4 separate regions of the Homo sapiens genome follow, and all the other regions are linked to region 1. A link is a loop called in an ENCODE intact Hi-C map of the cell type or tissue named here. Cell type or tissue: heart left ventricle. All regions are shown on one strand. Links, peaks and the distances in the headings refer to the core of each region. The heading gives the core; the rest is flanking DNA. Region 1 has its middle 30 kb from the start of VPS54. Region 2 has its middle 16 kb from the start of LINC00309. Region 3 holds the start of LINC01805 (long intergenic non-protein coding RNA 1805). Region 4 has its middle 28 kb from the start of MIR4433A.

Region 1 (7,945 bases), core at 983-5,982:
AGTGAGCTGAGATGGAGCCATTACATGCCAGCCTGGGCAACAGAGCGAGACTCCATCTCAAAAAAATAAAAATAAAAAAAATTTAAAAGACAGGGCCATGAACACAAAACAACTGTGTCTCCATCTGCAGAGAAGCACTGAGTATCTGGACATTGTTTAGTGTCCTTTTTAACCTTATAATTAAATTCCACACTTCCCCTGCTATTGTTTAAAGTATTTAGCACTCAACCAAATGTATTTTTATTGGCTATTAGTACTAAAGTAGTTACTATCTTATCAAAAGCCTATTAACAAAAGCCAAGGCACAATTTTTTCCCATGCAGTCTCTGGCTTTGATTTTTTAAAAAAAATTTTTTAGACATATTCATGTAGAAAAGTTACAGAATACGGATGAATAGAAAAACAGTTTTTCTTAATCTCACCACCTAGAGAAAAGAGCATCTCCCATGTACACTTCTAGTCTTCATTTTCATCTTAAGAATATTTTACTTAAAAAATGTCACCCAAACAGACTTGTGTCTACAAAGGTGAGCTTCTGAGAAACCAACTTCCCTTGTGCAGCAGCAGACTCTGCTTTAGAGGGAAGGAAGCGGCTCACATCCTGACTAACAGGGGGTCATTGTTACTCTCTCAGAATTGGCATAATGCCTTCTTCTTCAGCCAGAAAGACAATTATGTGACAGAAAATCTAAGAGGTGGGCCTGCCTTAGGGAAAAGTGGCTTAAAAGCAAATTTGACTCACATAAAGAGAGTGCTAGGTATTTTCCTTGCTTGCTTTCTCTGTAATTGTTACAGCCCAGAAAGACATGGGTTTGAGTCCCAGTTATTCCTTACAAGCCAGGTAACCTTGGATAAGTTACTAAAGTCCCTCTCTGCTACAGTTTCCTCATTTGTTAAATAGGAACAATAATAGTACCAACTTGACTGAGTTCTTGCAAAGACCAGCAAGTTACGTAGGGGCCAAGGGAGAGCTTTCCTCGTGGCCCTCAGAAGGTTTGCTGAAAAACCAACTCAAAAAAGGTAGACTAATTGGAGAAAAGACATTCAAATTTATTTAACGGGAATACACAAGAGCCTTCAGAATGAAGACCAAAACACGCAGGGGAAATTGTCATTTTTATGCTTAGGTTCAACAAAGTATGGCCAGCTGTATAGGAACATGACTGGACAAAAAGGGTAAGATCTAATGGCCGGAGTGGGGAAACCCAGCAAGGCCTGTCCGTCTAGATTCTTCTTGGCGTCTCTGAGCACGCATTCCTTCCTTCTGGGTGTGGGACAGGACCCTCTCTGGAACCAGGGTCTTATGTCCTACAGTCAAATAAGGGAGGTCAGATAATTTCTTCATGGCCAGTTTTTATACAGAAAGGTGGAGGGAAAGTTAGAGTAAAATTGTAGGTTTTATGACTAGCTTTGGGTAAAGGGGTTCTGGTTTCTATGACCCACCTTCGGGAAGAGGGATTCTAGTTTCTGCGGCTGGCCTCAGTGGAGAAAGGATTAAGAGACAGGAGGGCAGGAGAAGGTCAAAGAAAAACTTCTGTTTCTGAGGTTGCTTTCTGAGGTCTTTGTTTTAGGGTATTGTTTTCCGAGCCCAAACAGTTCAACAGAGTTTTTAGTGCCTGGCCTGCAGTAGTAAAAAGGTTTCAACAAATGTCAGCAGCGTTACTGTGGTTGTGGATCAGTATGAGGATTATATGAGATACTCTATTTGAAACTCCTGCCACACTTAGGAATTAGTATTTCAATAATTAGCATTACAGGGAGGGTTTGTTCTTAACTACTCACCTTTTCACTTGGCCACACTCCCTGTTTTTTTCTTCTAGTCCACTGCTATCTGGTAGCAGTTTCTGTGATGATAAAAATGGTCAATTATCCGTGCTGTCCAACATGGTAGACGCTAGTCACATGTGGCTGTTGAGCTCTTGAAATGTGGCTAGTGCAACTTAGGAACTGAATTTTTCATTTCAATTTTAATTAATTTCAATAGTCCCACCTAGTCCCTTGATTTCTGTCTGCTCCTATCCCTGTCTAATCACCCATATTTCCTTTAGGCATAAAGTAGATTCATCTATAGGGACTTCGGTCAATCTCTACTCATTTACGCTAAGTTTTGAATAATGTTTTCTACATAGCACTTTATTGATAAATTATACATACAATCCTACCATTAAGAAATCAGAAACAGACCTGGCACAGTGGCTTATACCTGTAATCCCAACACTTTGGGAGGCCGAGGCAAGTGGATCTCTTGAGGTCAGGAGTTCAAGACCAGCCTGACCAACATGGTGAAACCCCGTCTCTAATAAAAATACAGAAAACTCCTATGGGCATGGTGGTGAGCGCCTGTAGTCCCAGTTACTTGGGAGGCTGAGGCACGAGAATCACTTGAACCTGGAAGGCGAAGGTTGCAATGAGCCAAGATCATGCCACTGCACTGCAGCCTGGGTGACAGAGTGTGACCTTGTCTCAAAAAAATTAAAATTAACAAAAAATTAAAAAAGACAAAAAAGAATTCAGAAACAAATTGGATGTATTTCCAGCATCAAGCTTCTCCACCAAGTCTGCCTTTCCTTTTATTAAGCACTTTGCAAATTTGAATGCAAGTAACTGAATAACCTTAAGAAAACCATTTGGCAGATTAGTTTAAAAGGCTGCGGCCAGGCGCAGTGGTTCAAGCCTGTAGTCCCAGCACTTTGGGAGCCTGAGGCGGGCGGATCACGAGGTCAGGAGATCAAGACCATCCTGGCTAACACGGTGAAACCCCATCTCTACTAAAAATACAAAAAAATTAGCCGGGCATGGTGGTGGGCGCCTGTAGTCCCAGCTACATTGGGAGGCTGAGGCAGGAGGATGGCGTGAACCCGGGAGGTGGAGCTTGCAGTGAGCCAAGATTGCGCCATGGCATTCCAGCCTGGGTGACAGAGCAAGACTCCATCTCAAAAAAAAAAAAAAAAAAAAAGGCTGCTTTACACATCTGGAATGGAAAGGGGGGTACTTCTGCTATCAAATGCCCTCCTTCACAAAATACAGCAGGATAATTGTTGATCTGCTTCAATCTGTGTCTCCCTGCTCCAATCCGTGTCTCTCTGTGGGCCCTTGCTCAGAGATGCCATGTGGTGTCTGAACTTGACCAGACTCCCTGAGGGCAGCCACCAGTTTCTTCAGAGGCAGCAGCTGTGGGATTGAGCCCCAGAAGTGAGTTTACACTCCCTTTTCCAGGGCTTAGGATCTCTGCTTCTCTTCCCTCTGTGATAAAGCCAATTTCAACTTCAGGGTCAGGTAATCACTTGACACGTCTATCAAGGAAAAGCAATAAAACCCTAAACAATTTTGCATTAGATCAGACTAGCTCTGTCTTCTCTCCCAGGGAAAGGCTGCCACCTGCTGTAAAACATCAGCACTGGGCTTTTCCAAGGTCACTGAACAACCACTTCCTCCCATACAAAATTAACGAAAGCACAACCACACTTGCCTTCACCTCTGCATGTCAAGAGTGTAAAGAGGAGGGCAAACCAGGAGGCACTGATGTAGAACAAGAGGCAAACTCATGCATATGAATAGTGCCCAGAAGGAACTGGCATAGCCATAACTCTGAATAAAAGAGCAGCCTCTCTTCAGCAATTAGCAACAAGGTATCACAAATTAGCTAATTCATAGTAACCTTTAGGAAATCTCCCATGACAGCCTCATTATTTCCTCCATCCTTCTAGTTCTGTGTACCTTTATGTATTCTCCACGCCCCTAGCAAGACAGGCAGGTGAAAGGATTTGATCATTTTCAGGACAGCATTCCTGAGCCTTGTTCCTGATTTCCTACAAAAATCCCAAATTGCAGCCGGGCGCAGTGGCCCATGCCTGTAATCCCAGCACTTTGGGAAGCCGAGGCAGGCGGATCACCTGAGGTCAGGAGTTTGAGACCACCCTGGCCAACATGGAGAAACCCCGTCTCTACTAAAAATACAAAAATTAGCCAGGTGTGGTGGCGCATGCCTGTAGGCCCAGCTACTTGGGAGGCTGAGGCAGAATTGCTTGAACCTGGGAGGTGGAGGTTGCAGTGAGCTGAGATCGCACCATTGCACTCCAGCCTGGGCAACAAGAGCGAAACTCCATCTTAAAAAAAAAAAAAAAAAAAATATTCCCAGGTTGCTCCTTGGGATTTTTGCAGGAGGCCAAAAATGGGAGCAGGCCTAGCACAGTGTCTATCTCATTGCATAAAAGCTTGAATTGTTTGTTTGTTCTGTCTTTGGTGGGGACAGTGTGCCCAAGAAAAGGAAGAACATTTCCCAAACTCAGAAAAAAGAAAGCAAAGGCATTTGGGACATGCCACCCCAAAATATGCTACTTTGGTATACTAATTATTTGAAGCTGAAGACACTTGAAAGACAGCAAATGCAGGGAGAGGCTTTCTCTGAACTCTCCCTTACCTGCCTGAAGACAGATCCTCCAAAATGAACTCAGTTGTCATTAATTCCCCTCTCTGGTAGGTTAATCAACCAGGAAGATTGACTATTACAACAGGACAGAAGATTAGAAGTGGACACCACTTCTATTACATCTATAATAGAATGTAAGAGTTTGCTACAAACGATTCCATCTCCCTAAGGGCTCATTCTTTCCCCCAAATTATTTACCCTCTCCTAAGTTGTCCATATCCCTCTTCTTCTTTCCCCTACGAAGACAGTATAAGCTCCCAAATCTCACCACTTTTTTGGGTATTCATTTTTTTTTCTCTTGTGATGCCCCATCCATGCAATAAATTTGTATACCTTTTCTCCGGTTAATCTGCGTATTGTCAGTTTGTTTCACAGACTCAAATTTTAAACCTAGGAGGGTAGAGGAAAAGTCTTTCCCTCCCCTGTAAAAGCAAGAATGAGGTGCTAGTATAGGGCCCATCATTTTATGCCCCAGAGCCTCCTCTTCCTTCTCCATTCTCCACTCCCACCCTGAGACCATTCACCATCCATCAGCTACTGTGGTCTACCCCCCAACACAACTTTTAAGAGTAGGTTTTGCTTACCATTATCTTCCTGCAAAGGGTACTCACGACTCTAAACTCCTCTCCCTGAATTGTGCCGTTGTATCTGGGAATTTATCAAACTTCAAGAATTCCTTAGGGATTCCAATGTTGAGTAAACTCAAATATAAACAAGCTGACATTTACAACTAAATATCCAATATCCAAAAAGTTTACAATATAAGAAAATAAGGCCAAACACCAATAACTTCTAAGCAAAAATAGCCGAAAGACAAATGCCTTGCTGCCTGGTTTTTAGCCTTGTAGAATCTGTGGCATTGTTATGGTTGATACAATTGTAAAATATCTGCAAAACATTTGCCAGCCTCTTGATGAAACTGAGTTATTTTCTTCACTGTAAACCACGGGAGAGCCCCAGATTGCCACTCCAACATCTCCTACCTGTATTCACAAACAGGAAGATGTAGGCTATGAAAGCAGGAAAGGACAAGAATATTTTTGTTGGTGTAAGAGAAGGCTTTTTAAAAGTTGCCTCAACAGCCAAAGAAATGAAATGAAGCCTTGTATTATCTGATCCTTCTACACATTTGTGTGTGTGTGTGTGTGTGTGTAGTTTTTCAAATAACTTTTTTTTTTTTGAGGTGGAATCTCACTCTTGTCACCCAGAGTGGAGTGCAATGGCGCGATCTCAGCTCACTGCAACCTCCGCCTTCCAGTTTCAAGCGATTCTCCTGCCTCAACCTCCCGAGTAGCTGGGATTACAGCCGCCTGCCACCACACCTGGCTAATTTTTGTATTTTTAATAGAGACAGGGTTTCACCATGTTGCCCAGGCTGGTCTCGAACTCCTGACCTTGTGATCCGCCCGCCTCGGCCTCCCAAAGTGTTGGGATTACAGGCATGAGCCACGGTGCCCAGCCTCAAGTAACTTTTAAGGCAACATTTTATTTAAAATTCTGCCTCTTTAACTTTCATTTTTTTTTTTTTTTGCTTCTATAGTTTTTTATTTGCATTCATTTAACACACAATTTTATAATTTACACATTTTTAATGTCTTGAATTATTCCTTTGAGTTGTTATATAAAAATTTACCTAGTTGTTGAAGTTTAGTTTCCTATGTTTTTCATTTTAGTTCATACTGAAATAAATATGTTTGTGGAAAGTGCTTTTCTCCTTACTGCAAGTTAATCTACAATCCATTACAGTGAAGAGCATGTGGCAATGCTCAGCAAATATTATAATTTTGTATAATAAATTATCAAGAATGAGAATATGGGGTAAAACAAACATTGAAACAATTCTGGTGTAAAAAAACAACATCTTGATACAGATTACTAAATAGCTTTCTAAAATAATTCTACTTATTTGCTATGTCAACAGATAAGTTGTTTAACACATTATTTCCATCGATACATCTTTTTAAATCTTATTCATTAAGAAGAGATTAAGGTATGACAAGAATACTGGTTAAATCAAAGGACATAGAGAGTATGAATGAATATGGAGAGTGTGGGTCACATTTTCAATTTTTTTTTTTTTTTTTTTTTTTTTGAGACACAGTTTCGCTCTTGTCTCCCAGGCTAGAGTGCAATGGTGCGATCTTGGCTCACTGCAACATCCACCTCCCAGATTCAAGTGATTCTCCTGCCTCAGCCTCCCAAGTAGCTGGGATTACAGGTGCCTGCCACCATGCCCAGCTAATTTTTGTATTTTTAGTAGAGATGGGTTTCGCCATGTTGGCCAGGATGCTCTCGAACTCCTGACCTCAGGTGATCCACCTGCCTTGGCCTCCCAAAGTGCTGGGATTATAGGCATGAGCCACCTTGCCCAGCCTCAACTGTTTTTAAAATCTTGACTATAGTTTAATTTTTCATTTAAGTCCGCATTCTAACTTGCAGGGCAGAACATGTAATGGGATCAGTTAACCATCCCAATTTGAACATCTTAAATCTTGGATCGGTTTTAGCCCAAAGGACCAAAGTGGGTTTGAATTTGTTATAAGGTGAATTTCCAGCTAGCAGGGAAGGACAAGAGGCCACAGAACTTGGCCATTCAAAGTGTGGTTTGCAGACCAGCTGCGCCAGCACCACCTGGAAGCTTGTTATTAGGTTGGTGCAAAAGTTATTGTGGTTTTTGCCATCAAAACCGCAATTACTTTTGCACCAGCCTAATAGAAATGCACAGTCTTGGGCTTCAGCCCAGAGCAACTGAATCTTAATCTGCATTTCAACAAGAGCTCCAGGTGCTTCTTATGCACATTGAGTTGGAGAAGCCACCTTCTAGACAGTGAAAATTGCTACTGCCAGTTGTCTAAGGGCTTTAGTAGAAAAGATAGTTCACCATGAATATTAAAACATGAATCTAAAGGTAACAAAAAACCTTCTATAATTTTAATTTGGCTGGTTCTTTTGAAAACATTCTTTATAGTATAGTTCGGCTTTTAAAAAAGTCAAATATAGGCCGGGTGCGGTGGCTCACGCCTGTAATCCCAGCACTTTGGGATGCTGAGGCAGGAGAATCGCTTGAACCTAGGAGTTAGAGGTTGCAGTGAACTGAGATCGCACCATTGCACTCCAGCTTGGGCAACAAGAATGAAACTCCGTCTCAAAAAAAAAAAAGTCAAATATATTATGGAGAGTTTTAATACAAGCTTCTTTTATTTAAACCATCCTAGCAGATAATGGATTATCTGATTTCTAAAACCAAGCTCCTCAGGACCTAGAAGAGAAAGCTTGGCAGATCAGGAACAAGAAAGTCTGGGGAAGGATGGGTATATGTGAATAGGCACAAAGTGGGCATGAAGATTACATGGTAATGCCTACCAGCAAGCACCATCTACCACCAAAGAGGCACTAAACAACCAGAAGTCAAAATGACACGGCTGGTTGACTTCAGCTAGCTTTCATCATCAGCATCTAGTGCTAATATGTTATATACAAACAGTGTACATGGCCGGGCATGGTCGCTCACGTCTG
Region 2 (7,945 bases), core at 1,020-6,019, 170 kb before region 1:
TGAGCTAAACTCAGCCTAGCAATCCTTTTCAATACAATGCTCCAAGCCATCCCCACCAATTTATCAGAGTTGACAACCTATCCAACCCAGATGATCCCTTAGTGTCTCTAAGATCCTATAACTTAAAATTTTGCCCCCTATAGCAGGTCTACAAAATACATCTGTAAATTAACTAGAAGGAAAGTCATCGTTAAGCACAAAATATTTCCAGGTATCTGTGTATGTTTGTGTGTTTATGTCTGTATATGTACATATATGTGTGACAGTATATACATGGCTACTCCAAAACAGGAATCTTATGGCGGAAATAACATATTGGCCACAGGAGCCCTTAAATAGTGAATCTCATTTGTGACATGCCAATAATTAATGACGTTGCTTTCTCCTCCACAAAAATTCAAACCTTTTGCTACCCTATTCCACCCCTTATAAAATTTCAAACTTATTTTGTAAGTTTTAACTTTTGGGGCATCACAGGCAGGTTGGTAGAAAAGGAGAGAATGTGAGGAATTGGCAGAGATAGTGCCAGAGTACTTATAAACTCTCAAGAAAAGGGAGGATTTTTATTAGTAAGCAGAGTGGCCAAAGAGAAGCCAATAAGAGACTAAATTACAATGTTCAAAGGTATTAGCAAACTTAGATTTCAAACTAATGGGTGGGCAGCAGGAGGTACTCCTGGAAGGAGTCCTGGTTGAAGACAGGTGGATGGCAGCTCATATTTTGGCTCCCTAGCTAACAATTAAGAAGAACAAAAATTCCAATTTAACTCCCAAAGAGAGGGAAGAAGGTGCAAAGACAATTCAGTGAAGAAAAGATAGTCTTTTTGATAAATAGTGCAGGAATAATTGGATATCAGTATGCAAAAACAAAATTGAATCCTTACTTCTCACCATTTAGAAAATTAACATGAATCACAGACCTAGATACAAAACTTATTAACTATAAAACTTGACATTTTCTTTAAAAAATTAAGGTATTTAATTTCAAAAGTGAGTCCATTTAAAGACAAATATAAGTAAATAACAGTATGTACAAGTGGTATACAGATATGCAAAAATGATGAAGTTGGCACTCCCCAACTGCCCTTTAACACACTGCCTCCGAGGGCTGAGAGGTATCATAGCCCCAGCCAGGCAGGATGGTGTTTAATAAAGAATTCAGTTTCAGGAGGAATGTCTGTCAAACCAGGAAACTCTGCCAGAACCTCATCATATGGGCATGGGAGACTGTTGGATGAGGATGTGGAGAAGCTGCCATTTGCAGCCCAGCGTTTCCCTAGACTCCCAGGATCTCAAGTTTAGGAGACAGGAACATGAATTCTAGTTGTCACTAGCCATCACTTGTGCAGCTACTTTTCGGCAGCCCGGCCTGAACATAGTGGGCTCAACTGGCCAGACAAAAACCTGAAAAGTAAATGTATCAGCACCTGCAACTAATTGAGCTGAGTAAGGCAGGAGGAAAGTATGTGCTTCTCATCTCATGTCTTAAATTCTTGGACCTTAAATTATTATGTCAGTTACAACAGCTTCCTTTATTCAGATCAAACTCCACTCTCCAATATGTCAAGAATTCTTTCTTTTTTTTTTTTTTTTTTTTGAGACCGAGTCTCACTCTGTCACCCAGGCTGGGAGTGCAGTGGTGTGATCTCAACTCACTACTACCTCTGCCTCCCTGGTTCAAGCAGTTCTCCTGCCTCAGCCTCCCGAGTAGCTGGGATTACAGGTGCTCGCCACCATGCCCAACTAATTTTTGTATTTTTTGTAGAGACAGGGTTTCACCATGTTGGCCAGGCTGGTCTCGGACTCCCAACCTCAAGTGATCCACCTGCCTTGGCCTCCAAAGTGCTAGGATTACAGGTGTGAGTCACCGCACCCGGCCCAATGTCAAGAATTCTAAAAGAAGGTATGTAACAAATTTTTTAAGAGATCTCCTGACAATTGATTTTCTAAGAAAGTTACAAAATATTCCTTCCTTCTTTACCCATAAAAGTCTTAGACATATAAAGGCAACATAAAGCTTAAAAGCATTATCTATGGTGTCAGGTTGTCTGGGCTCAAGTTCTAGCTCTGCCTCCTAATAGCTGTGTAAGCTTGGCCTGGGTTCCTAAGCTCTCTGAACCTTAGTTTCCTCTTCTGTAAAGTGAGGATTCCACCGCGCAACACACACACACAAAGGAAGTGTTTATTTCAAGGTGCATTTAGCACATAGCGAACCAGAGTTACAGAGCAGGAGGGGAGTTGAAAATCTTCTAGAATTTCTCTCTCCTCTGTTGTACTAGTAGAGCAAGGCCCAGAGACATTGGTAACTTACCCAACATCTCATAGCTAAATTAGGGGCAGGCCTGTTTTTCAGAAATTGAAGTACTATCATTTTTCATTTCAGTTTCCTTTCCTCTCTTGGTGTTTGGTACAATTTCCTCGGTACCTCCTCTTCTTGTGCCAGACTGACAACAACTTGCACCATATTTTACTCTAGGATTTTCCACGGCTTTTCTGTGACCCCACATCCTTTAGCACTCCTACATTGTGAAAGCTGAACACCATCTGTCATTGATCAGCACACAATGGTCCCTCAAGAGCTTGGTAAATGTCTTTTCTGTAAAGCATCCTTCTCCTTTATGCATAATGCAATGTTATAATTTAACTTTCAAGATCCACTCAGGGTAGAAGGGATGATAAGACAGGTCCATACATAAACATTCTCCCCACTGGACAGTATGACTATAAGTATACCACAATGTGCTCTTCTTGAGCTAACAACACATTACCTAATGATCTTCCACTTCCAGGCTTTTAAGAGCTCTTCTCCCAGAAAGAAAAGATAATGCATTGGTTTCTACATCGTTTCTTTAAATTATGGGCAGAAGCTACTATTCTAAAAAGATTAGCTAGTTAACACAAGCTAATTCAGGTGGGAAATCTCCATTGCTTTCCTGATGATTTTCCCGAAGTCTATAAGGTAGAGTCATAAACTACAGCAGGTTTTACTAATAACAGCTAACCAGAAGGACAAGCTATTTGGAAATTAGGTCACATCTTAGGGCTTTCTGCCAAACTCACACACAGGAATAGTAACATCTTTGCCAGAATATCTCTGAACACAAAGAACAATGATAGATAATGTTGTTCTGCTGGGAATGCTGAACGGCTGGATTCCTTGTGTGTAGGGTGTCTTGGAGTAAGTTTCCTGACCAAAAGAAAAAGGTTGAGGGGAATGCTTTCAGTATCTGCATTTCCAAAATAGACTTTTCTATACCACTTTTACTATATTTTACATTTCCTGCACCTAAAATGCCTGGTATGGAGTAGGGGATTCAAATGTACAGAACAGAGGAATGAATGATTGATTTTCTTTCCCTTCTTCTATTATCCCATTCACGTACTGCCTCAGAGATACACATAAAAATGAACAAGCTTTATCAGTGAAGAGCTCAGACTCTCCTTTTTGGTTCTATTGCTGGTGTTTGTGGGACATTTGTTCAGGGCTCTGTGTCATCAAGTGGCCTTTGAGTGCCTAGCACTCTGCCCTTGTCTCACACCTGTCCTTTCTACCTTGAAGAGGAATTCTGTCAGGGAAAAGAGTTTAAAGTCCTGCCACAGGTAGCACCTGGGAGCCTGTTGAAAATGTAAAATCTGAGACCCCACCCCAGAATCAGAATCCACATTTTAAGGGGCTCCCCAGGAGAGTTTGAAAAGCGCTAGGTTAAGCCTGCTTAAAAGTGGATCCTCCAAACACTGCTGCCTGCTAGTCTCTGAAGATGTACAGCCTAAGATTGTATCCCAGGTTGACAATGGTTTTTAGAAAGGGAAGAAAGACAAGAAGCCCACCAGACTTTGGAAGTTTGCAAATTAACAGTAGTCCTTAGATTCATGGCAAAGGACAGAGCATCTGCTTCAGGGGACAGAGGTACACTGTTGGCACAGGCAGGCAATCGAAATTCGCTTCTGTACATCTTCGCAAGACTTTGAAACTATCCAGGGCCCCTTCTTGTTTTTCTTCTGTGTGTTTCATAAAAACTGTTGCCAAAGCATTTCAAAACCTGAAATTACAACTGATTGCCTAGTTGCTTATTAAAAGAATAAAGCTCCGTGGAGTGTGCAAATTCCCATTTCAGAAGAAATCAATAGAAATTGCTAATCTGTCAGTGATAAATGATTGTATGTATTGATTTTGGGGCTCTTAGCATCAGCGAGGAAAAGGCTGATCATTCCGGAATGTGTGTGCACTTACAGCATAGCCCCAGGGAGCAGAGAGCTTGCCTGTTAGCCCAGAATATGTTATAAACAAATTATAGGCAAAAAAATTCCTTTACTGTGGTAGAATTCTCGGTTTCAGCTCTCTTTAGCATTTACAAGGCAAACAATACCAGGGATGGAACAAACATTTAACAGCCATCTGCTTTGTATGCAGAATTAGATAGACAGAGTCACATGCAGTGTGACACTTTAATCTTTCTTTTAAAATACTGCCAGCAGCATTGTTCAATGAAACCCTGTCCTTCAATGCAAACTCTAAAAAACATGCCATAACTATTCTACTGGTTATGTCATAAGAGACTGCCACATAACTGATAAAGGATGAGAGAAACCACTGGAAGCATCTATATGTCCCTTTGTAGATGGAATTTGTTCATGGGGCTTCCACTGTCTGCATGCTTCCCTCACACATCTCCACTGGTTAAAATCTTGTTTATTCTTCCTAGCTGTCTATGGAACCTTCCCAGAGCCTACAAACTAGACTTCTCTTTGCTTCCTCTGTGTTCTCTGTGTTCTTATAGCAAGTTATGTGATCTTCTAGTACACCACAGGACTCTTTCTACCTTACAGTCTAGCTGCTTGGCATGCTTCATCACTATTGCTACACTGTTTGCTTCTTTAGAGCTGCACCCTTATTAATCTGTGTGGCTTTCCATCTAGCACAATGCTTGGGATATTGTGTGCCGTCCATTAGTAGTGATTGATTTGAACAACTGAGGATTTATTGTGTTCTCATTATCCAGTATTTCATATCCCAGTTCAACCAAAGAGCAATCAATATGGAAAAGCAAATATTAGGGGAAAGGCAATGGGACTCCACTAAGGTCTTAATTCTCTTTGTTAGCCAGTCAACAAACAAAATTAGCACCTATCATGTACTTGGAAAGAGGAAATTACAAAATGAGGAAGAGGAAGTTCCAATCAGATTATGAAGTAAAAATTGGGGGGTGGGAGCAAGTACAAAGCAAAAACACGAAGCAGGCAGAGTTTCATCCATCATCTTTCTACACCATCTGTCCTCCTCCCTCTGATTTCCTGCTGTCTGCAGTTTCTTTGTTCCTTTCCCATGTCCCTGTATGTGCATCTAGTATAGCTCTTATCATGCTAACTGGTAATTAAGTCAGGAGATTAAGTTTGAGCCTAGGCCATACTTGGGGTTCAAGTATGTCTGTTTCCCAGCAGTTACTCAAAGACCAAAACTGTTCTTACAAAAAGGAGCTGATGCAGAATTTGAAAAGGGCTATGATCATCAAGGATTTTGGAAGAAGAGGGGCCCAGATACCTTTGCATTGGGACGCAGAAAACAAAATGTTGCAATGAGCAAGGGGAGAGTCATTCTCCCCATTTCTGCGTAGAAGATAACTGGGTCACAGTGAAATGTGGATTGAAGGACTAACCCTATTTTGACATTTGTTCATTCAACGTTCACATATGTATTGAGCAGCTAGTAAGTGTCGGGCACTCTTCTAGGTCTGATGAAGACATGAAGAAAATGGACAAAACTTCTGCCCTCATGGGGTGTGTTGCTGCTGTGTGATGACCAGGGACCACTATCTGTAGCAGAGTATTTATGTTCTTTTAACCCCTCACTCCAAAAGAGGGGGCAGCTTGCTGAGCTTCAGTAGAAAATGTCTGTTACTCTGCTGTCCCTATTTTCTTCCTGTCTTTTGGCTCCACATTTGCTCACTGGGTTAAACTAGCCTCTTCCTTTTTACAGCAGATCAGTTTAGAAAACAGTAAGCATTCTCTACGATAAGCTATTCGAGAGACACTGGCTGCCAGTCAGGCTGCCTACTGCAGCGATTTCTCCCCTGTAAAATGTTTTCTAGAATTTTTTGAAAAGCTTTAAACTAGTATAATAAGTAGTATTTTTTCTTCCATCATTTAATAAAAGTTTTAAAAGTAAAAAAAAAAAAAAAGATGAGGAAGAAGTACCAGATACCTGGAATCCTTGAGGCTTGAAAGCAGCAGCTATGAACAGGGGAGAGCTGAACTAGAGAAGCCTCAGGGGTCAGTGTGGGAGTCTCTGTGAAAAGGCTGGCAGGAAGCTAAGTTCCTATATACGTAAGTGGGCCAAAGCCTGTGAAATCTGGGTTATTTTTCTTATGAGGACCATATTTGCACTCATAGACTGGTGAAGCCTGGACAAATTTAGGTTATATTATAACTTATTTTGTTATTTTCTCCCGTATTAAAATATGAACACATTGATGATAAGGACTTTATCTTGCCAGCATCTTGAAGGGTGACTGGCATAGCTAGGTGCCTATGAATTATGTGAGAAAGGAAGGAAGGGAAAATATTCAATGATTTATAAATATTAAGATAGATCTATTTTTTAGGCTGGGTGCGGTGGCTCACGCCTATAATTCTAGCACTTTGGGAGGCCGAGGTGGGTGGATCACCTGAGGTAGGGAGTTCGAGACCAGCCTGACAAACATGGAGAAACCCATCTCTACTAAAAATACAAAATTAGCTGGGTGTGGTGGCACATGCCTGTAATCCCAGCTACTCAGGAGGCTGAGGCAGGAGACTCGCTTGAACTCAGGAGGCGAAGGTTGCAGTGAGCCGAGATCGCACCATTGCACTGCAGCCTGGGCAACAAGAATGAAACTCCGTCTCAAAAAAAAAAAAAAAAGAGAGATCTATTTTTTTTTTTTTTGAAATGGTAGGACTCTATCCAGAGCCAAGCCTGATGACGATGTGATATATCTTTATCAATATCAGATGTTAAAATAAAGTGAGGAGATTGGAGGAATTCTAAAGATATTTTGAGAAATGGCAGCATTACTGGGATATGAGTCCCAGTTGTGACTTCATTTCACAAAACACATTGGATTTCTGAACTGTGGCATGTATGCTAAAATCTTTCTGGTATGTTATGCTCACACCTCATCCTGTCAAGTGGTAGCTTGTGTTTTTGATCATAAGGTCTGCAGAGATTCATTATCGGGAAAAGTTTTCACATACCCATTTTGTTATTGTTGTTGTTGAGACAGGGTCTCACTCTGTTGCCCAGGCTGGAGTGCAGTGACACAATCATGGCTCACTGTAGCCTCCAACTCCTGTGCTCAAGTGATCCTCGTGTGTCAGCCTCCTGAAAAGCTGGGACTACAGGTGTGTACCATCATGCCTAGGTAATTAAAAAAAATTTTTTTTTTGTAGAGATGGGGTTTCACTGTGTTGTTCAGGCTGGTCTCAAACTCCTGGCCTTAAGTCATCTTTCCACCTCAGCCTCCCAGAGTTCTGGGATCATAGGTGTGAGCCACCACACCTGGCCCAGATACCCGTTTTTAAAAAGAATCAGTAATGCCATCCTGGCCTTGAAATTACTGAACTAAAGAAATGGAGAACCCAAAAGAAGAAAGATATAAAACTGATCAGCATTTTAACCAAAAAAATAAGTGAAATGATTAAAGTAGTACCCAAAAAGAAAATCTAAAAAGAACAGGGAAGGATGCCTTTGTTTAAAAATAACAGAAATAAACTCTGACTAGTTTAACTAACAAAGAGGACTTGTTGGAGGGATAACAGCAGAGTGATATTTAGCTGATTCACCCCAGCATGGTTATCCTACATGTTTATGGTTGGTTGGTGTTTATGCTCTACTCTTTGTTAAATATCTTGCCCAGCAGCCGTGAACACTGGAGTTCCTCATATACTCTAAGAGCTAGATGCAGCCGGACCCC
Region 3 (7,945 bases), core at 1,143-6,142, 440 kb before region 1:
GGATTCTAACATTTTGGGATTCTAACACATTTAAGCCCCCCAACCCCATCCCCACCCCTTCAATGGAGGCTAAACATTTTTGACTTTAGATAAACTTGGTTCCCTGGAGCCACGTGGTACTCTCTGGCCTTGGTATCACCAACCCCTCTGACTTATGATGTCTACTGCTCCTACCTCCTTTGGGGGTTGACTGCTCTTGCTATATGTTCGGGCCCTGCTCTTATTGCCAGAGCTGCTTGTATTTTACTTGTAGCAACTTCAGATATAGCCTCCAATATATTTTTCTTCTCTCTGACCTCAACTCCTTTTTGCCTTTCATTTGTCTCCCCGCACCCCCGCCCTTGGTCCCTGCCTTGCTAAAGTCATATCAATCTGCAGCATCAAGACATTTTTAGGTCTTTCAGTCTAGGACCCTCTCATGTCTTCCTTTCTCAGACTTTTCCCATTTTTCTCGGGCATGAGTAAGAATCTTACTTTATCAGCTCAAGTCAGAAAGCAACATTACCTTATTTTCTTTAAATCAGAATAGAATCTGACTTCAGTCTCCTGTTGGTAGGCCTGGAGGGAAATGTAATTTCAGTCACTGTTAGGGATTCCTCCCCTTACCCCTGAGTCAAACAAAGGTCCTGGGGACTTCATCTAAAACCAATCATTTGGAGGAGTCCCTCCAGCTCAGGGCATGCTGATTACTGTGGACGTGCTCATTTTTCTAGCCCACATGGTAGCTGCTGGGCCCTACTTGGCCATGAAAATAATGACAACGATTAACGTTTATGGAATGTTACTAACGTGCCAGGGACTTGGTAGTGCTTTACATAAATAGTTTTATATGAGGCAACTACTCTTTGATCTAGAACATTCTTTTCCCAGATAACTTATGGTTCTCCCTCATCTTCCTCAAGGCTTTGCCTAGATATTACCTTCTCAATGAGCATATCCTGACCACCAGTATCTGTGCCCCTCCCTTTCTAATTCTGCTTTTCCCAGCTCTACTTTGTTTCCATAACCCTTATCATCGTCCAGCATACCATGCTGTGTGATTTACCTACTAATAGAGTCTTTCATCTGCCCCCCTCCCCCCACCACTAGAATGTAAGTTCTGTAAGGGTAGGACCTCCAGTTTTTTAATTCTTTCTTTCAACTCCTAGAATAGTACCCAGTATATAGTTCAATAATTTTTTTTTTTTTTTGAGACAGAGTCTCACCCTATTACCCAGGCTGGAGTGCAATGGCGCAGTCTCGGCTCACTGCAACCTCCGTCTCCTGGGTTCAAGTGATTCTCCTGCCTCAGGCTCCCGAGTAGCTGGCATTAGAGGCGCGCACCACTGCGCCTGGCTAATTTTTTGTATCTTTAGTAGAGACGGGGTTTCACTATGTTGGCCAGGCTGGTCTCGAACTCCTGACTTCGTGATCCGCCTGCCTCAGCCTCCCAAAGTGCTGGGATTACAGGCATAAGCCACTGCGCCCAGCCCTAAACATTTGTAGAATAATAGTCCTAGTTTTACAGATGAGGAAACAGGCAATAAAGGGAAGTAACTACCCCATGTCACACAGCCAGCAAGTGGCAGAGTTTGGGTTCAAACTCAGCCCATCTGATTTCTTTTTAGGACTGCATTCTTTCTGTGAACTGGCTATCCTCACACTTAGACCTGGCTGCCCAGGGCACATCCTATAGCCACTCCTCCCAGAGGCCCTGCCGTATCCCTGGGGCACTGGGAGGACACAGAGCATAGGTCCCAATCCTCAGTGAACCCATGAATCTTCCCCCTCTTTCAGCTCAACCCCCATTCTTTCCCCAAATACTCCCCACTTCCAGAATATCTAATATTATATCCTCAATTAGATTAAACTCTTATTTATACCACGAAAAGAGTTTATCTTTTAAGAAACCCCTCCTGAGACCAAGAAATAGAAGGGCTACTTAGAATGAGGAGGTGGGATATCTGGAAAACAAAGCAGAAGTAGCTCGGAGTGTCTCTCTGTGTGTGTGTGAGAGAGAGAGAGAGAGAGAGAGAGTGTGTGAGCATGTGTGTGAGTATGTGTGAGAGTGTGTGTGTCAGTGAGTGTGTGTGTGAGTGTGTGTGTGAGAGTGTGTGTGTGATGAGCACTCCAGGCTCCCTTTCCCAAACCAGCTGAAAGATCCCCTTTTTCTCTTCTTTAAAACAGTTCTGAAATCTAGCCATGCCACCAATACCTGCAGAAACATTCTGGATGGAACAGGCTTGCCCAGACCCTCCTCTCCAGAAGGCAAGTATGGAAAGGCCGTCCTCCTGTACGGACTGTTCCCTGCACTGCTTCCTCAATACATCCGGCATAGCATTTGATTAAAGCCTCCTGGGAAAATGACTCCTTCACATTTGGTGAGAAAATAGTTTTTCCTTTGTGCTCCCCAACCGCTGTTCACTGCATCAGGGATGAAAGAGTGCAGTGATCTTTTCAAACAAGGGAGCATCGAGCCTTTTGCAAAGACCATAATAATAATAAGTGGAGAGGTGCAGAAATTTCTTCTCTGCCTGAGTCAGCACCTCACCCATCATGCAGGGCTGCATGGACAGTGCTCACACTGTGAGCCCATCATTTTTCTGCTGTTTGAGAGAAAGCTGTGTTTTCAAAGTGCAGTCTCCCCTTTGGGACCCAACCCCTCTGATGATGTGCACAAAAATAATAATATTAATAAAGATGCTATTCTTTTCTCCTTTTTCCCTCCCCACCCCTTCCCTTCTAGAAAATCAATGCTTGTAAATATTGTGGGGAGGGGAGGCAGAGCATTGCCTTAATTCTAGCCAGCTGACAAGACCTTGGCACTTATCTGAAAGGGCATCTGTACCATATGGCCAGGCTAGAGGGGATGCATTTCCAACCTCAAACATTTCCTGTCTTTCTAGTGACTTCCTATCTCTCTGTGATTGACAAGTATTTTTAGATGCTGGGGATTGATTTTAAAAACCAAACCTCATTGTGATCCTTTCACAGCTGGGCCCTTTATGTTCCATCTCTGAGTGAGTGGCAGCAAGGACCAGTGCGATCAAAAAGGAGAAAGTGGAATGCGACATCACCCCCAAGGAGAGGAAGACCATGGGCCAAGAGCTTCAGGGTGACCCAGTCATAGGCCCGGGAGAGACAGATCTGCACTAGATGCTGTGCAGAGCCCTGACACCCAGAGCAGGCAGGTCTGAGGAACCCGGGAAGGGTCTCTTTTACTGGCCTCCCTTTTCTATTGGTGTAAATTGGGATGCCTGGTGGGGAAATCCCCTGACAGATTTGCCCTAGGCGAACCATGTATTCTTGCACCTTGGTGTTCTCATTTGTAAAAGGGAGGGGTATCTAATAGGTACCTCTGAAATGCTATGGCTTTGTGGCTGCTGTGAGGCAGAAGAAGCCATGTCTCATGAAGCTGAGCTGTCACGTAGGGCTCCCAGAGGTGGCCACACCGCTGTCTCTGGACGTCCTTAACTGTCAGAGTTACCTAGAGGGCTTGCTAAAGCACAGGCTGCTGGGCCTCACACCCAGCGCCTTTCAAACCTGAGAATGTGTTACCTGTTCCTAGATGCTGCTGCTGCGATGAGTCTGGGGATCAGGTGTTCAGAACCGCTGCTCGAGTGGTCCACTGCCCAGTGGGAGGAAGTGCTCTGAGGTGTAGATCTCCTGCGTGGATCACAGCCAGCCAGGCTTGCAGCCTTCAGGATGCCTCACTCTCCCTCCCACCTGCCGGGTCAGCCTAGGGGAGGGGCCAGGATAACTCAAAGTTAACTCGTGATAAAATACCCCCTATTCCTGAATGGACCTGGGTCTGGGGCCCTGTCTAGGGAGCTCCTTTCATTTTGAGTGTCCCCATCCTGGGATGACAAGGGCTTTCCTATCTGAAAGAGGGCAGCTTCGCTTATGCTGGTCTCCAACGTCAGGGAGGGTGTCTCTTTGGCCTTAGTGTTCCTGGTGCTAGCAAAATGCTTGCCTCTGGGTCAGGGCCCAGTCAATGTCCCACAAACTAAGAGCCTCAATATTTGTGCAAGAGCTAGTGAAAGATAATGACAGAAAGTGATGGAATGAGTTTTAAGCATGTTCAGTCCAACAGTCACACTGACCGTTGTTTCTGAAAGCAAGCGAACCTCCTGAAGCTGAGCGACACTGATTTTCTCCCCTGTGAAACTACAAGACTTCATAAACGCGAAAGCGTCAGACGCCCGAGGGCTGCAGGAGCAAAAGTCAGCCAGCAGGGGGAGCTCTACCTTTGCACCTTGGCTCAGCCCCAAGGAGGGCATCCCCAGTCCCTCTAATAAAAAATAAAATAAAATAAAATAAAATAAAATAAAAGCAAACAACTCCTGTTATACTGCAAGATGCAGCGAATCTTTTTAGAAACAAGATGAGATAATAGGTAAAGAATACACAAAAAATTCCCAAGCTGAACGAAATCCTTCTATTTGTGCAGCAGTCATAGACACAGCCTAGCGAGTCCACAGCTGACTGCTCCAGCAGATAACGGCTCTCCCTTCCAGGAAGTATCCCAGCTCAGAGACTCACCCAGTGTAGAAAAGGAAGTCATTCCAGGGATACAGAAAGAGCAGCAGAGGCTCCGAGATAGATAGAAGGTGTCTGGGGGGAAAGAGAGAGACTAGGATGATTGGAAAGGAGGATTCTTCTCCCTGATCCATTCCTCGAGCTGTGAAGACAGACTGGGAGACAGTACTCAAGGCAGGGCCTGAGGACAGTCACCCTAGTTGTGAGGTCATCTACCCTTGCATACTCAGTGTTCCACTGGCAATAGATTTCTGCCCACCCTTCAAAAATTAAGAAGAAGCAAAACTGGCACTGCTCCAATCCCACCATCCCATCGGTAGGAGAGGCCTTCTGGCTGGGTCCCTAAGGATGTCTCTGGGCTTGTACTGTTCCATTTCCACACTCTCTCAAAGTTCCTCTAGTGAGCCTAGCGGTCACCATCAGGCATGATGAGGATGTAGGACAACTTCAAAGGGTGCAGCTGGCAATCAGCCCACAGGGAGCAAGAGTAGACCTTCATTAGCCACATGTTCTGTCACCTGCACTGGCAACTTGACAGAGAATTGAAATCTTAGCATCATTATATGGCGCCTTTCTCTAAAGCACTTCCTCGAGCTTTCTACTACCCATACTCCAAAACTGGTCCACTTCCTATATTGTCAATCTGCTTGAGTTAGTGTCATCATTCACAAAGTCATGGAAAAAGTCACTTTCTAGTTATTTTTTCACTGTTTTGCTACTGTCCACAGTCACCCAGTCAAGAAATCCTGATCATTCTGCCTCTTAAATAATGTGTCTTCTCTCCTTCATGGTATCTAGTCAGGACTCATCTGGAGGACTACCAACCTCTGTCTTCTCTAGTTCCATCCTCAACGCTGATTCCAGATCATCTAAAATTCATGTCTGATCATGTAGTTGCCCTGCTCAAAAGCCATTGTCAGTTCCCCAGTGCCTGCAGAGCATAAGGCTGCATTGCGTTCAGGAATGGCATAGGGTACAAATAAATAAATGAGTGAATTAATAAAAACACACAGATAGAAAAGAGGAATTGAGAATAAGAGAGTTTTTTTTAAAAAAATTCCAGTCATTTGAGAGATCACCATTGTGATCCTGTAAGCCTTACCATGCCCTCGAGTTGAATTCTAATCAACACAAGGGAATAAAAATTATATTCATACATTTTATTCCACTATTTACTTAGAAAACTTCATGCCACCCCAGCCAGTTATCCGTCTCATTTCCCTTATAGGTTCAAAAGCACTTTGTACTGCTTCCCTAAGATTTGCACTAATGAGAAATGAGGTGCCACATGGTCAGTCTCATGCGGCATACCAGATTGTCCCCAGAGGTTCTTTCTGTAGTTAGCCGGGTGAACACGTTTAACACATTTTCTTTTAGCCAGAAGTGGGGAAATGTTTCCTCTCCGTATACATGACCTTGCCATGTACTCACCTTAGAAAAATATCTTTTTCTGAATGCACACAATGTTTGGCTTCTTATAAAACCGCAGCTCCTGCAATTTCATCCTTAATATCTGCAGCTTGAGGGTGGTAGGTCCTTGCCGTTGCACTTGACAGGAGCTGACAAGTAGACACTTGTGGAGTCCCTGATGCTGTGACTGGCCTGTTTCGGGGATGAGGCAAGGAGGAGCTCGTTTTGTATTTATGCACCCAGGCAACCTTTGTGTTTACTGTCTCTTTGGTCAGCTTCCAAACTAGCAGCACCGCACCCGTTAACACAGGCTCCACGGCCAGTTGCAGATGGGCTGGCCTGCCAGCTGTGAGGAATTGTTACTTTTAGCTTGAGCAATTGGTGGTTTCATGTGAGGAGCAGCTTTACAATCACACATCAGTTTCGCCTGACAAAAATCCTTAATGCTCACTGAGGTGGTGAAACCAAAAGGTGTGGCACGTACTACTGATCATACTGTCTGCTTTGATCTTGAGAGATGGCTGAATATTATTTACTCAATCCATTTAAATTTGTTGAGATCCTGTGTGTTTGTCATTGACCAACGCTTCAGGAACCCAAAGATAAGGTATGGTGAGCCACACAGGTGATAGATTTGTGAGCAGGTGAATGAAATACAGAGCTAGAAATCCTGATCATTCTACCTCTTAAATAATGTGTGCAGAAAGAAAGCCAGCAGGCAGGAACAAAGTGCTCGGGGGAGACAGAGGAGGTGGAGTACAATTGGGGAAGTTTTGTGGATGTTTGGTATTTGAGCTGTGTGTAAAAGGCAAGGAGGAACATTTTAGGAAGAGCCCGTGCCAGATACTGTTCTTGATGCTTGAGCCCGTGCCAGATACTGTTCTTGACTCATTGAATCCTCACAACATCCCTGTGAGAAGTAAACTATTATGACACCCATTTTACAGATGAGGAAGCAGAGGCTTGTGGCAGTTAAGTCACTTCCCTAAGGTTACATAGCTAGTAAGTGAAGAGGCTGGGTCTTGAGATATTTCCAGGTATGTCATAAACGCTCAGTAAATGCTGTGATGAAAATGATAATCATTGAATCCAGGGGCAGCAGCCTCTAAAGCCCATGCCCTCAACTACTGTGTCATCATGACTCCAACAGCATGTCAGAGAAACCTATGTGTGGGCCTTACCTGGGATCACTAGAGGCGTGAGTCCTTTTGCAGGGCACTCTTACAGTCCTGAGTTAAAATCGGGAGTCTTGTCTAAATCATGCAGCAGGCAGAGTTGGTCTTTGGCTCTCACTGGTCCCAGGAGTGACCCTGTCTCCCTCTTCTGCATTCCTTTTCTTTCAGGCTGCTTCTCCTGCTCTTTCCTCGCTTTTAAAAAAATCTATTTCTTAGTAAAAAATCAGACATTTTAAGTCAGAATCTTAGAACTTGAAATATGAAAAAAACATGGAAATCATTTAGTTCAGCTCCTTGATTTTGTAGATGCAAAAACTGTAGCTAAGTTGATCAAGATGCTTTTTCTTGCAAGTGACAGAACCCAATTTAAATTATCTCAAGTGAAAAAGGGAGATACATTAGCTTTGGGGGGTGAAAGCAGCATCCAGGATTCAGGAAAATGTCACTAGTTTATTTGCACTTTCTCTTTAATCTCAAATCTTTTATCTCTGCTTCAGAATATGATGGCCTCAATTGTTCCTGGTGTACTTGAAATTAATTTCTTTCTTTTGTTTTCTTTTTCTTTTTTTTTATGACACAGGGTCTTTCGCTGTCACCCAGGCTGGAGTGCAGTGGTGCGATCTTGGCTCACTGCAACCTCCGCCTCCCGGATTCCAGTGATTCTCCCACCTCAGCCTCCTGAGTAGCTGGAACTGCTGGTCTGCGCCACTACGCCTGGCTAATTTTTGTATTTTTAATAGAGATGAGGTTTCACCATGTTGGCCAGCCTGGTCTTGAATTCCTAATCTCAAGTGATCCACTTACTCCAGCCTCCCAAAGTGCTGGGATTACAGGTGTGAGCC
Region 4 (7,945 bases), core at 1,316-6,315, 260 kb before region 1:
AGGCTGCTGTCAGATCTTTATGCAATTTAAGGGCAGAAGCATTTGTGGAGCCTCTGCCCAGCAAAGCACTTTGGTGGGCTGGTCGGTCTGCAAAGGTAGACCTGAGTTTAGTGGGACATAAGGTTATGGAGAGCCAGATTCTATGCACAAGAAAGAAATCAGGATTTGGGGGAGAAGACTGGCTCTTAGAGAAGGGAGAAGGACCTGGAGAGAGAAGAAGGGACCTGAGAAAACAGCATCAGGATGGGCCTAAGGGGTAATACAGTCAGCAGGACAGTCCCCAGGGCAGGAATAATGGATGGGCTTTCTCATCAATGGCAACTGTTGTCCCTGTGTTGAGCTGTACTGCAGACAACCCCTTGCTTGCTCCAAACACTGCTGCACAGCCCAGCCTTGTGTGGATGGTGCTTTGGAGAAAGCTAAGGAATTGGGGCAGCATCCAACATGGGACAAAGCAATATGAGGAACACAGCAGTCTTAGAAGGAAAGACACGGGGTTCACTCAGGAGTGCAGAGGAATGGAGAAATCTGAGCAAGAGGAGACTAGGAGAACGGGAAGGTCCTCAAGAGTTCCAGCAAACTTTGTGGGAAGAGACATGCTGGCTTCCACCAAATGTGGGATGGGGGTTCCTGCCACTTCACTTGAATGTTAGAGAAAAGCATTACCCCAGAAGTGTGTATGGCCTGCGGCATCCAGGCAGTTGACACTTGGTTTTGCAGTTCCTCGTGGGACCATCTTTCCTCCTGGCCAACTCCCAAAAACCTGACAGCCAAGTTGGGAAGAGAAGTGAATGTTTCTTTCATGCTTTCTCTAACTTGGCTTGGATTAAAGGAGAACTGCTTCTCTTAAATCAAGAGTACGCAATCATTAGGAGGAGTGAGAAAATCTGTAGTTGGTAGAGGGCCAAAGTGGATTGGTGATCCTGGTGGTTGGAGACATTCAGAACAGGCGTTTGGGAATTCTGGGTTTTAGATGGGCCAGAATCCCATATCCCAACTGGCTCCTGAGACAGAACATGGAACACTTGCAGAAAGGTGTTAGATGTTGTTTCTGCTAATAGTAACACTATGTTTAATGTCCAAATATATTCTCTGTTTACACTTGTTCAAGTGATGGAATTTTAGGAGCTACACCTGGGGTAATAGAAAGGTGACAGGTGTTTCCTTGGTAATTCTCCTGAATATGGTTCTATCACATCTCTAGTCAAACTAAGATATAGACTGAAGCTTGGGACCCATTGGAAAAGGATCATTTGGGAATAAAAATCTTCACATTTATTGAGTGCCTTCTATGTGCCTGCGTGCTGCTAGACACTCTACACTAGTATAGTCTTCACAATCCAATGATATAACTTTATTTACATAATAAGGAAACTGAGGCTAAAGAGGTTGACAATGTGGCCTAAAGTCACACAGTGAGTACGTGGTATGGTTGGGTTTTGAACTCAGACTGACTGGCATTGGAGTCCACATACTTAGCTACTACCATATTCTACCTCTTTGCTCTGGGGGCGTTGTACTTAGGCACTGGGTGCACACAACCCTTCAGAACCATCCAGGGTCTTCCCATGAGCATGAAACTGCACAGAGGACTATATCCTCAAATGGCGAAGAGCCTGGGGTGAAGCTACACAGCTATTAATGTGCAACCTAGAAGTTTTTGCTTTTATTAGTTACATACACCTCTTTATCAACTTAGTTACTAGTCACATCCTAACAACTGTAAAAGCAGAACATTTCCAAAACATTTCTCTTATTTGATATTCCTAGTAGCCTGAGTTCCAGGCAAACAAGATTTTATTGTAATCTGAACAATAAATAAATGGTTATTTTCAAGCCCAACTTTAACTTTACTGAATATGTAGCATACTTATTATTCATTGCCTGCCAAAGCCACATTTTCACTAAATCTTGCAATTAGTGGAAAAACTATATTTTAAATACACATGTATAGTAGGTGTATTGAGTATAAGCCTTAATGAAATTCATTTTAAAACAGTGGAGTATCTGCTTGAAGACTGTATGAAGTACATTTTCCCGTGTCTTTTCTTAGGTTAATAAATATCTAGGGACCAGTTTAACTGCCGGCTTCAAGTAACCTACCAAGTAAAATAATATACCTAATGATTCTAGAAGAAGACATTTTCTTCCATTTTGAGGCAGTGTCTCTTATCTTGAAATTATGAATTTGAGGTTTATCTGATAGTGACTTTGCATGACCAAAAATGCTTTGGAGATTATGACATTAATTTTTAAGGAGGAGGAGGTCCAGGACTGTTGTTTTGTTGTGTAAAAATCTGTATTTTAAACATGTAATTCATTTTCAGTTCTACATTTTGTGTATATTGAGTCCATATTGCCGCCTTGGTAGAAAGCACAAAAGAGGGTTTTTAAATTTTCTGTTATATTAGTTATAAATGTTATAAAGGAGATAGAATTGAACAGCTTGTAACTGTACTGAATTTGATTTTCATTTCATAAGATTTATAGAGTGATGTGAGAGTTTAAACTTGTCCTAAAAAGGCTCTTAAATGAAAAACATGTCAGCTGTATTGAAAAAGGGCCTCAAAGAGCTTCTCCCTGCAGGAGTCAGAACTTATTATGGCATCATCAGCTAGTTTCAGTGCTGCTGGTGAAATGTGATTTCTCAGATAAAACAGCATCCCAAGAAATGACATTTACAAAACTTGGTTCTAGCCAGTTTGGAGCAAGAATTCACACATTCACACTGCTGTCCTCACTGCTGGCGGAGACCAAATTGAGAACATTTTTAGCAGGAAGAGCTGGCACTTGGCTCTGAACCCCATGGCTAGCGCCTGTGGAGAAACAGATAAGGAGTTGTACGGTTTGCTCCTAATAACCATGTTCCCTTGACATTGTAAATTTTTGCACAAAATTACCCAGAAGGCATAACAAAATACTCTTTGCTACAGTAAACCACTCCCGTGCATGGAAAGTATATAGTGAGCACTGGAGAGATCCGGGCTTCCTTTTCCAAAGTTTTTGGAACAGACTCCAGGTTTCTTTCCACCCAGGGGAAAAGCTGCTACAACACTTAAGGGCGGGGGGGGAGGGGAGGTGGGAATGATTAAAATTTGTTTTAAATGTGAATCATGACAAACCTATGAATTAGAAACTTAGAGAAAAACTTATTTGAGCAAGGATAGTCGCCAAAAAGCTCAGAGCAAAATTGAAAAAAAAAAAAAAAAGTCCTGATGCTCCAAGACTTCAGACTTGTATGCATCTGGTGCTGTTGAGAGACGCCCTACACTGAACTGTCTCCCCCCGGGGCCAGACGGCGCCTCAAACATTCCCCCACAGCCTCCTTTTAGATGAGGGCACAACTCCGTGAAGCTCCAGGTAGGATCGAATGTTATCTGGAAGAGGAGATACGTTAGTCCCAAACTGCTGATTGTCAAACTATCAGAGTCCTTAAGGAATTGGTCTAAGGGTAGGTAAGTTTGGAACGTAGGAGCTGAGTGGAGAAGGGAAAGGGGATCAAGAAATGGGTTTCGAGCATGAGACAGGGCAGAGCTGGGCATGAAAGGGGCCCTTGGAAACCAAGGGAGATTGGGTGCCTAAATTTTGGGAATAGGAGATGGGATAGAAGCACCTACATTAGTTCTCATTGACTATGACCCAGGTATGCAGAGTTTTTTTAAGCCAATTTTTCATAAGCTGTTATGCAACATTTGTCTTCATCTGTCAGGGAGCCTGCAAACCCAGTTGCACCACACAGTGGCGTGATTGTTTTCCTCCCGTCTACGAAGCTCTGGTTTCAGTGGCTCTGCCAATCACAGCTGTTTCTGGATTGTTCACAGGGACCGGGCACGGGAGCAGCGTGGGCGGCTGAATTCCATAGAAGCAGAGACCTCATTGTGACCATCAGCCCCAACTTGCTTTCATGGGGTTTTCACCAGAGCTTCCCACAACAGCTAAATAAGGGGTAGCATTTCTCCCTCGGGCCCCTGTCTGATGCCTCCTGTCCTCTAAGAGGGGTAGAAAGTGAGAGGAAAAAGCTTAGCAAGTCTGAATTATCCTCAGTCCAGACAATCAGCCAAGGGATAACCAGGAACAACTGGGGTTCCCCCGGATATTTGTTGGCCGTCCTCCCCTCGTGCTCTGCTTTGCAGACCTATCACTCAATGGGCCCTGAGTCAGGGGTAATTTACTAGCTATTTTACCAGTCTCACTACTTCACAGCGGGTGGAAGCTTCCAATTGGCTTGCAGCCCTCTAAAGCTTACAAAAAAAAAAGCCTATTTTCTGCCATATTGAGCTTTTAGGCTCTAGGCAGAGCTTTAATAAACTGAGCCCCAAAAGACGTCCCTCACATAGGGGGCTCTAGACAGCAGCCCTGACGCATGGGCCGATCTATTTCTTGCCTAAATTAAAAAAGTCCAAGTCTATTTTTCCCCCTCTTTCTGGGAAGCTGACCTAAACAAGTAAGGATATGCTATAAATGCCTTTCAAGACTCCACTTGCAGGTTCTAATTATAATTAAGATGATAATATTACTTTGAATTTGCGCTTTCTTCCAGAGTGCCCCGAGCGCTCTCAGCTGCGTGACGGCAGGTATTACGCCCTCATGTGTATCCACTTGCAGCTTCTAATTACACCGTCTTTTGATTCTGATTCTGAACTCACCTTCCTTCCCTGAGCCTGGGGCACAAGGGCCGCCTCACTGGGCTAACTTCCCTCGGTGTCTGGCCTGCCCTTCATTCAAGTTATCTGCTGGAGGAGGTTCCCCTGGCGGGGCCCCTGAGAGCTGGGCCTGACCTGCAGGCCTTTGCAGATGCACTGGCTTCCTCAGGCCCCATCCTGCCGGGAGCCTCTCCGCTGTGGCTGTCGTCACCCTCACTCCCCGGACTCCTGGGTGCCAAAGAGTGAGCCTGGTTTCCTGCCCTGTCTCTAGGGAAGGGCCCCTCTCTGAAGGTGCTCCACACCCAAGCCTGCCCTCAGTGGACTCTCTGCCCTCATTGCCCCATCTCCAGGGCAGGGGCAGGCTTGGACTTGCTCATGTCCCGCTATCCCGTGCTGGCAGAACACAGAAGCTTTGTGTGGTCTTCCAGGATCCCCTTGAATGCGCGCTGTGGGAGGAAATTCTGGCAGACTCTGACTTTTCTGGTCCCTCTAAGCTAAAAGAGTCCTACAGTCACTGAAGCCATGAGATGTAATCTCCTTTCAGAAATCAAATGTCCACTCCTGTGGAATAACAAAAACTCAAAACTGGATTTAGAGTCCTCATCTTTCTCCCAACTCAGGCCTACTATGGGCGTGGGGCGGTTGTGACTGACTCTCCTTGCCCTCTCCTCCCTTCAGCTGCTGACTATAGTGCCCCAGGGTTGGAGGAAGAGGAAGGAGAACTAGAGAAAGGTGCAAGAAAGCTCCAGGGTGGGCCTTCTCAGCACTTAACTGCTATTAAAGTTCAACCTTCCTCAGCAACTCCCTCCCCTTCATCATCACTGAGTTCTCTCACCTGTGGGTCGCAGGTGAAAGGTCGATGCATCGCAATCCCAGCAGCTGCCTCTGCTTCCTTGGTTCCTGGAAATCCAGCAACATCTCTGCTTCTCTTGGCTGAGGTTCCTTTACCCCCAGGGCACTCAATGAGCCAGCTTCCAAGTCCCTGCCTTCATCCTTTCCCCATTTCCCCTAGCCCAGTAAAGCCCTCTGTCTGCGCCCCTCCATCTGAAGACCTTCGAGGTTTTCAAGGCTGGTCCAATCCAGTCTGCCCCCAGACTGAAGGTGATACACATTAAGTTCTCCTTAAGCCCCTCTATCGTGAGAGGAATGAGCTGCATCCTCCATTTCTCCCCACTGTGTGCACAGGCACTGGAGCCTTCTCCAAAAATCCTCCCTGGAAACCTTGTCCCTTCACTCCCATTTTCAACTCTATTTTTAATATGGATCTTGGAGAGGGGGTTAAGAATAATGTTTTTTTCCTGACTCTGTGGGTCTCATTTTGGAACATGGTTTGTGTTGTCTTGGTTCTTTAGATGTAACCCAAACATGGTAGGAAAGGGAAGCATGAGCCGAAGTCCTCCCTGGCCTCCCTTTGGGACTTTTTTTTTTTTTTTTTTTTTTTGAAACAGAGTCTCGCTGTGTTGCCAGGCTGGAGTGCAGTGGTATGATCTCGGCTCGCTGCAACCTCTGCCTCCCGGGTTCAAGCGATTCTTCTGCCTCAGCCTCCTAAGTAGCTGGGACTACAGGTGCACGCCACCATGCCCAGCTAATTTTTGTATTATTAGTAGAGACGGGGTTTCACCATGTTGACCAGGATGGTCTCGATCTCTTGACCTCGTGATCCACCCACCTGGGCCTCCCAAATTGCTGGGATTACAGGCGTGAGCCACCGTGCCCGTTCCCCTTTGGGACTTTAACATCACATGTTCCCAGGGGCTCTGATTGTTAGAATACAGATTGTCCCCGCTTCCAAGTTGGGGCTTTTATGAATCCATAGTGTTAAATCTCTGGAGGAAAACAGAAGGAGGATGTCTGTGTGTGCTTCCCTGTGAAAATCAGTACAGGTGTAGGTAGTCTTCCTCAGGCTCCACTCAAATTTACTTAGGCTTTCCAGCAAGAGCAAGACAGCCATGATGTTTGGGATCATTTTATGCATGTATCTTCTGGGTGCCTGGTACCCAGAAGTTTATTTCACCTAATCCCAATCTATTTCCCTAATGACACAACTATGATGTGTCTTGGAATACTTACCCCTTCTGTTAGTATCATCCAGGTGTCTAAAGGAACAGTTTGAAGAAGCATTCATATATTTTGGAAAATGATAGTCTAAGACACTGCCCAGTATATTATCTTGTATATAGTACCTATAATATACTACTTATTATATAAAAGGTAATATAAAGAGGCCAGGCGGGGTAGCTCATGCCTGTAATCCCAGCACTTTGGGAGGCCGAGGTGGGTGGATTGCCTGAGCTCAGGAGTTCAAGACCAGCCTGGGCAACACAGTGAAACCCCGTCTCTACTAAAATACAAAAAATTAGCCAGGCATGGTGGCATGTGCCTGTAGTCCCAGCTACTCGGGAGGCTGAGGCAGGATAACTGCTTGAACCCAGGAGGTGGAGGTTGCAGTGAGCCAAGATCATGCCACTGCACTCCAGCCTGGGTGACAGAGTGAGACTCTGTCTCCAAAAAAAAAAAAAGTAAGATATTGAGCAGTATCTTTGACTATCATTTGTTACCTTCTGTTAAAGGTAAACATGATAAAACAACTACTGATGTTTAGTGCTAGAAAATATTTCTATCCATAAGCAAACATTTATGCTTCCTTTTATTTGCCAGTGAGAACTATACAACTTGATGTATTGCTTATTTTGCTTTGCCTACCAGGAAGCTCAGCACTAAATTTAGTGTTCAATTGCAGCAACTAATTCATCCCAGCAATCTGGTGTGTTTATCTCATTTCACTTTTATTTGGTTTCTGTTATTTTTCTCTTTTTTAAAGCTTTTGTTGGCCAGGCGCAGTGGCTCATGCCTGTAATCCCAGCACTTTGGGAGGCTGAGGCGGGCAGGTGACGAGATCAGGAGTTGGAGACCAGCCTGGCCAATGTGGTGAAACTCCGTCTCTACTAAAAATAGAAAAAAAAAAAAAAATTAGCTGGGTGTGGTGGCTTGTGCCTGTAATCCCAGCTACTCAGGAGACTGAGGCAGAAGAATTGCTTGAACCCAGGAGGTCAGAGCTTGCAGTGAGCGGAGATGGCGCCACTGCACTCTAGCCTGGCGACAGTGCGAGACTCTGTCTCAAAAAAAAAAAGCTTTTGTTATGTTTTTAGATATATTCTAACACTGTAAACCACCTCCAATCCTGTTTTTGTAGTTGTCAGGACATATAATAAATCCAAAATAAATATGAATAAAACTCACATTTGTTCATTCTTCCAAAATTGTTTATTGATCACCTCCTACATGTCCGGCATTTTGCTAGG

Evidence for each region. Hi-C counts contacts between places; a loop is a spot of excess contacts. Peaks named below come from ENCODE experiments on the same cell type or tissue, not always from the same donor. Only the 100,000 strongest peaks of a DNase experiment are listed, where the experiment ranks them.
Region 2: a loop joins it to region 1, with 3 times the contacts of the local background. A loop is called at or near these places in 21 of 110 quality-filtered maps.
Region 3: it touches region 1 in a loop (5-fold over the local background); 77 of 110 quality-filtered maps call a loop at or near these places.
Region 4: a loop joins it to region 1, with 5 times the contacts of the local background. A loop is called at or near these places in 99 of 110 quality-filtered maps.

Annotation. Positions count from the first base shown.
Region 1 is chr2:64,045,322-64,053,266 of GRCh38, reverse strand. No RefSeq gene overlaps it. Among named protein-coding and RNA genes, the nearest start is that of VPS54, 30 kb to the right of the region's middle. In heart left ventricle, for the core only: a CTCF peak has its summit at 3,392 (motif pointing left); a DNase peak (open chromatin) is centred at 3,383; H3K27ac peaks cover 780 bases.
Region 2 is chr2:64,217,692-64,225,636 of GRCh38, reverse strand. No RefSeq gene overlaps it. Among named protein-coding and RNA genes, the nearest start is that of LINC00309, 16 kb to the right of the region's middle. In heart left ventricle, for the core only: no CTCF peak of the experiment used is centred there; no DNase peak of the experiment used is centred there; H3K27ac peaks cover 254 bases.
Region 3 is chr2:64,484,435-64,492,379 of GRCh38, reverse strand. It overlaps LINC01805 (long intergenic non-protein coding RNA 1805), which reads right to left and starts at 6,027. Exons shown (of 3, transcript NR_147011.1): 1 at 5,950-6,027; 2 at 3,538-3,645. RefSeq lists an enhancer at 7,116-7,945. In heart left ventricle, for the core only: a CTCF peak has its summit at 4,207 (motif pointing right); a DNase peak (open chromatin) is centred at 4,219; H3K27me3 peaks cover 314 bases.
Region 4 is chr2:64,308,330-64,316,274 of GRCh38, reverse strand. No RefSeq gene overlaps it. Among named protein-coding and RNA genes, the nearest start is that of MIR4433A, 28 kb to the left of the region's middle. In heart left ventricle, for the core only: a CTCF peak has its summit at 3,720; a DNase peak (open chromatin) is centred at 3,804; H3K4me3 peaks cover 1,028 bases; H3K27ac peaks cover 1,289 bases.